Regions from separate parts of the Mus musculus genome. Here region 1 is linked to region 2. The links are chromatin loops, found by intact Hi-C in ENCODE. Cell type or tissue: heart. All regions are shown on one strand. Links, peaks and the distances in the headings refer to the core of each region. The heading gives the core; the rest is flanking DNA.

What was found. A loop is a pair of places that touch in the nucleus more often than their neighbours do. Peaks named below come from ENCODE experiments on the same cell type or tissue, not always from the same donor. Only the 100,000 strongest peaks of a DNase experiment are listed, where the experiment ranks them.
Region 1: a loop joins it to region 2, with 2.6 times the contacts of the local background. A loop is called at or near these places in 4 of 42 quality-filtered maps.

The regions. Positions count from the first base shown.
Region 1 is chr8:41,042,290-41,045,211 of GRCm38, forward strand. All of the region lies in intron 5 of Mtus1 (mitochondrial tumor suppressor 1), which reads right to left. Among named protein-coding and RNA genes, the nearest start is that of Gm16193, 9.3 kb to the right of the region's middle. In heart, for the core only: a CTCF peak has its summit at 1,439 (motif pointing left); no DNase peak of the experiment used is centred there; H3K27ac peaks cover 310 bases.
Region 2 is chr8:40,608,588-40,611,509 of GRCm38, forward strand. Mtmr7 (myotubularin related protein 7) reads right to left here. Exons shown (of 14, transcript NM_001040699.1): 2 at 307-429. Among named protein-coding and RNA genes, the nearest start is that of Mtmr7, 25 kb to the right of the region's middle. In heart, for the core only: a CTCF peak has its summit at 1,349 (motif pointing right); a DNase peak (open chromatin) is centred at 1,424; H3K4me3 peaks cover 539 bases; H3K27ac peaks cover 1,178 bases.

The sequences.
Region 1 (2,922 bases), core at 290-2,789, 430 kb after region 2:
TTTTTTTTTTTTACTGTGCTAATGACAGGTTGTCAAATTGTCAACTCTAATTCTCATGTATTGAGAGCCACACTAAAAACGAAAAGTTAGCCCTGTACCAGGTCTGCTGCTTCTGAGACTCGGTAAACAATATCACAAGGCAACAAACCTTACTCCATTAACAGCTCACTAGATGTTAAAAACCCATTCAGAAATCCCACACAGCATCCGAGAATCCGAGGGGACAGGAGAAGAGGAGAACTGAAGCAACTCACCCCCTTGCTCACACCCCATGCCTTGTCCTGTCAGAGGATGGCAACCCACAGAGGGTCACTGTGGGGCTGAGCGAGCACACCCACACCCAACCAACCTCCTGAATGAACACCTCCCTGCTAACAGAACCAGCAACAACAATGGAATTACTATAGCTTGATACAGTTCCTCATGCTGGGCCCCCCAAACCATAAAACTGTTTTCATTGCTACTTGATAACTGTAATTTTGCTACTGTTATGAATCTTAACATTTTCCCATGGTCTTTGGCGATCCCCGTCAGAGGGTCACACCACTGAATTAAGAGTCAAAGAAACAGACGTTCCAGCTTTGATTTCCTCTGTTAGATCACAGGTTGTTATTTTTAAAACTGTTAAAAACACCTGTCCCCAAATTCTGAATATTAAAAACAAAAAACCACAAGCTCTCCCTATGCTATCAAAATTACGGTTAAAAAGGTATCAGTGAGACTCAAAATTATAAACTGAATGAGAAATAAGATTGGTGTCACAAATAGACACACCACTGTCCACATAGTCCGATTTTGGTTTCTGGGTGGGCTCTTTTTTCAGGGGTTGGGGTTGTTTTTGTTAACAGTAAACTATTCTGTCACAAAGAAATCCACTAGCTTACACTACCCAAAGGAAGAAATAACCAATCCAGTCACCAATCAGGTACGTTTACTAAAAATTTCATTTTAACGGGCTTAAGAGAAGGCTTGGCAGGTAACAGCTAGACTTCCAGAGGACCCGTGTTCAGTTCCCAGCACCTACTTGACAGCTTACAATCATCTCCAGTCCCACCCTTTCATGCACGCATGTGATAAACAGACATGCATGTAAGCAAAACACCCACACACATAGAATAAAATAAATTTACAATTAAAAAAATAAATAAATTTAAGATAAGAAAAGTTTATTTGAACTCCACTATCATTACCTATCCCATGCACATTAAATATTAGCCGTTTTCCCTAAGTGCAGAAAGAAGCTGAAATAATGCAAATAATACCAGTGTAAAGGAAAACCAAATGTAGCTCCTGTTTGAAAAACAAAACAAAAAAACAAAAAAACAAAAAAACAACAACAACAACAAAAAACTCCTCCCAACCAACAAACTGTGCTTAGGTACAAGCTTCAAACGGCTCAGCTTCAGTTCTTTCCCAAGCATCATCTGCCCCCTGGTGGCCACCTGGCATGAGTGCAACAAAGAGGAAAGGTGTCTGCTGTTACTTTGTAACGTCCTAAGGATCAGCATAAGGCAAAGACCACAGAAAACCAGTGAAGCAAAGTTTGGTTGGTTACATAAGGAGGAGCCGTTCAAAAGGAATAGACTTTAGTTGGCTTTTGGTAGTGTTGAGTCTTTTGGTTTTGTGTTGTTGTTGTTGTTGTTGTTTGTTGTGTGTGTCATCTCTGTTCATTATAGCAAGAACACAATATCTACCCTCAACAAAATTTAAGCCTATGCTACTTACTGTTAACTATGCCGTAACTGTACGTGTTGTAACAACGTCCTGATCTTTCAAAACTGCAATCTCTCAACAGCAGCTTCCCATTTCCTGGCCAGCAGCACCAGTGCCGAGAAGCCATTACATATTACGCTGCTACGAGTCTCACAGCTTTAGATTACCAAAAGTAATCGGAGTCAGCAAGACTCCTTTCTCCCTTCTGTGCTTGTTATGTCCGTGCGATCGTGCCTGTGAGTGCCACATGTGCCACACTGTGCGTGGAGAGGCTAGGGGACGACCATCAGTTATCAGACTTTTGACATCTATTGTTTGGGATAGTCTGTCACCCTTTTGGCTGCGTCCACCAGGGTACCTTGGCCCCGAGTCTGCAGAGACTCTGCGTCTCCCCTCCCAATTTCCATCCCCCAACAGCAGATTACAGATAACCCGAAGTACCTTGTCCTATGGTTTCACAGCAAGTACCTTTACCACCCAGCCATCTCCTTGGCCCCATTTACTTTGTTTGTATCGTACTGTGACTAATATTCCATTGCATAGATACATCACATTTTCTTTACCTACAGATATGTAAGCTATTCTTACATCAGTTATGGTGAGAATGCTGCATACCTGGCAGATCAAAGCTCCTTCCACACCCTGACTCCTCTTTGGTAAGTCAGCCCTCATTGGGATATGGCTTCTAGACAGTCCCTTCATCTCGTAGGCCACCTACCATGCTACCGACGGTCACCCTGGCTAAGCAGAAGAGTTGGGGAGTCCCACATGTCCAATTTTGCTTGCCACAGGCTTCTGTATCAATCTAAGAAATCACGGACAACGACAAAGCCATGAAACGCTCCCCTTCTGCCTCTCCTCCTGAGGTTTTTGGGCTTCGAGTCTTATTTTAATTCATTTTGAGTTGTTTACTGTGTATGAGGTGAGATGAAGGCTGGAGTTCGCTGCACCCACAGACATCTAATTCTCCTCACGCTATCTCTTGGAGAGAGGACGGTTCTGCTTGGTATTTTCGTCAGTCTTGCCAGGTTCAGCGGACTGTAAGTCCACAGGTTTGTTTCTGGGCTGTCCCATTCATTGCACTGGTCTATGTATCTACCTTCATACCCATTTCAGACTGTTTTAATTACAGACTTGAAAGCAAGAATTATGGTACCATCGCCTTTGTTTTTCCGCCCACAAGATTGTTTTTGGCTACCTTGGACTCTT
Region 2 (2,922 bases), core at 158-2,657:
ATGAGCAATGTATGAAACATTCAAACAATAACAGATGTGTGTAAAACATCCTACAAAGGACAGTTATAACACATCAGGTGCTGTCGCATGCGACACCTGGTAGGACTGAAGATCTTCCCGGCCATGCATAGGCTCCAGCAGCTTCAGCCACTGCTAGCACATTCATCCATCCCATCTTAGGGCTGTGAAGGAAATTCCTTTTCTAATACATCTCAGAAATCGCTCCCAAAAATGCCCCCAAAAGTCCACGGTCCCCATCCTGAAACCAATGAAAAACATGTAAGGCTAAAGATGCAGATGTCATACCCAGGTTTCTTTTCTTGTGTCAGGTGCATTTTCCACGAATATGACGTGAGTGGCCGTCAGATACAAAGTTCCCAGCGCTGCCTTTTTACAAGACACTCTGTCTACCAAGCGCACGTTTTCAACCTAGAGACGTTGGGTGAAAATCAAAAGAGCCAATCACAAAATATCCAGGAACCTTATATTTACTCTAAAACTTACACGGGAGAATGTCTCCAATAATTAAACCAAAATACGCCCCTTGGCTCAGCAGCAGACCATGATAATGTGTATCAAATAATAAAATACCAGTTACGAAAATGTGATTTTAAATGTGCCACAAAACATTTACGTAAGTGTTTTGGGAAGGGCAGTACACACTCTTAAGTGCTGAGCCATCTCTTTAGCTCCATGAAACACAGCTCCCTTGATCCCCTGACTGAAGTCTAATATTACAGTCTAATAATGAAGTCTAATATTTCCTTGACTTTTACACAGGTCAGTATTTTATTTCATTGTAGCTATACAACATTTTGCACATAAGTCAGCACATGCATGCATTAAAGCCTTGCATTTACATAACGACAGTGTGTGAATATGAGCTAAGTTCTATCAAAAAGAAACACTATGCTTTTCCACGCGTCTGTAAAGTGGAAGACAGGGCACGTGGATGTTTGCCTTCACATAAACGACCATAGTAAGAAATATAAAAAGGTTCATAAGGAGACCATGAAGATTGAGAACTGCTTCCATTCACTGGTGAATCCTTCTAACGATACTGGAACTCTCCTCCGAATGTTGGGTGTGTGGAAAGTATCACGTATTTGTGCATTTTGATGCAGAACAGTTTCAGGGATACTGCAGTAGGTCTGTGTCACGACACACCACAGGAAGGACAACACAACCTGTACTGGCTGTGTGGAAACAGCAGTACAATGACCTCTTTACGGAAACAGCTCCTTTTTATTTCAAGGTTTATTTTGTTTTCAGTTATGTGCGCTGGGGTGGGGGCTGTGCATCGAAGTGCAGGTGCCTTAGCAGGCAAGAAGAGGTCACTGGATATCCTGGTGCTGTGTTGGGAGCCGCCCCCACATTCGCCGTCACAAGATGGCGCTGACATCCTGTGTTCTAAGTGGTAAACAAATAATCTGCGCATGTGCCAAGAGTAATTTTCCACTACATGTACTCTGCCTTTACTCGGCCATGGGCTGCAGCCAATCAGGGAGTGATGCGTCCTAGGCGAAGGATAATTCTCCTTAAAAGGGGACGGGGTTTTCCGCCATTTTCTCTCTCTTGCTCTGCGCTCTGGCGCGCTGGCGCTCTGGCTCCTAAAGATGTAAGCAGGGGGCTTTCGTTTTTGGGCTTGGGGGCTTGCGCTCCTGCTCCTGAAGATGTAAGCAATAAAGTTTTGCCGCAGAAGATTCTGGTTTGTTGTGTTCTTCCTGGCCGGTCGTGAGAACGCGTTTAAGAGTGCTGAGGCTGCAGGAGCCTGTGAGCCACAAGACCTTGGGAAGGGTAGTACACGCCCTTAAGTGCTGAGCCATCTCTTTAGCTCCATGAAACACAGCTCCCCTGATCCCCTGAATTAAGTCTAATATTGCAGGTTTCACTTCTTCTTTGACCCACAACTATTTAATAAGCATATTTTGTCAGTTCCCTATGACTATTATTTTATTTAATTTACTAAACATTCTATTCTGAACTAACTCTAAGGACACTGTCATGAAGCAGCTATGGAAGGAAAAAATGAGGATATGTTATCTTTATAGCATTTCTTTGAGAAGGGAAACTATTTAGCTGTTTAAAGTTGTATAGCTAAAATATCTAGGGTCGGTATACGAATTAACAGTATGTAAAAATGAAATATAAATCATTTTTTTATACCCTGAGGACTAGTGAAACTGAACTTCATTCTAATACTGAACTATGGTAATATTTTACGGCGAAAGCCTTCAGTATAGACTATTTTCCCCTCAGAAATGAGAGAGTCGATGCCACTTTAGAGTATTTTTAGAAACAGAGTAGAACAGAGCGAGGAGGAGCACTTGCTGGCGGATGGGGGGAGACTTAATGGAATTATTCCCATGTCTCTTTGTTAACTTTGGATGCTGCTGCAGGAAAATTAAATTTCAAAGTTTGGCAATCACTCTGACAGGTCCCAGAGCTGTCATAAGCAATTTTGAAGCTATAGAAGACAAAAAGAAATGGAGGATAAATAAATGAGAGAGAGAGAAAAAAAACACCAAAATGACCCGTATGTTAAACAATACCAGAAATGGGTAACCAACGCGACAATTAATTTCATTCCTCAGTATACAGAGCACATGAGGACAGCCATATTCAGGGCCCACTTCACAGTCTGTGCTTAGGTAGCTGGAACAACCTCAAATGAAATAAATCCCCTCAATTCTGGCGCCACCCTGAAAACCTACTAGTTTAATAGCTGTGCCTCAGTGGTGAGCTAGCTCAAGCCTATTTAATCTCCACGGCAATGAGGCTGCTCCTATCTGAAGATGAGACCTGGGAGCCTACTTATTTCTTGGACAAAGTCATCACAACTTGCTCGCCTGTTCCAGAGACTACGGACACGCCACACAGGGGCACATACGCTGTAAGTGGCTTTTAATATATGCTAAGAAA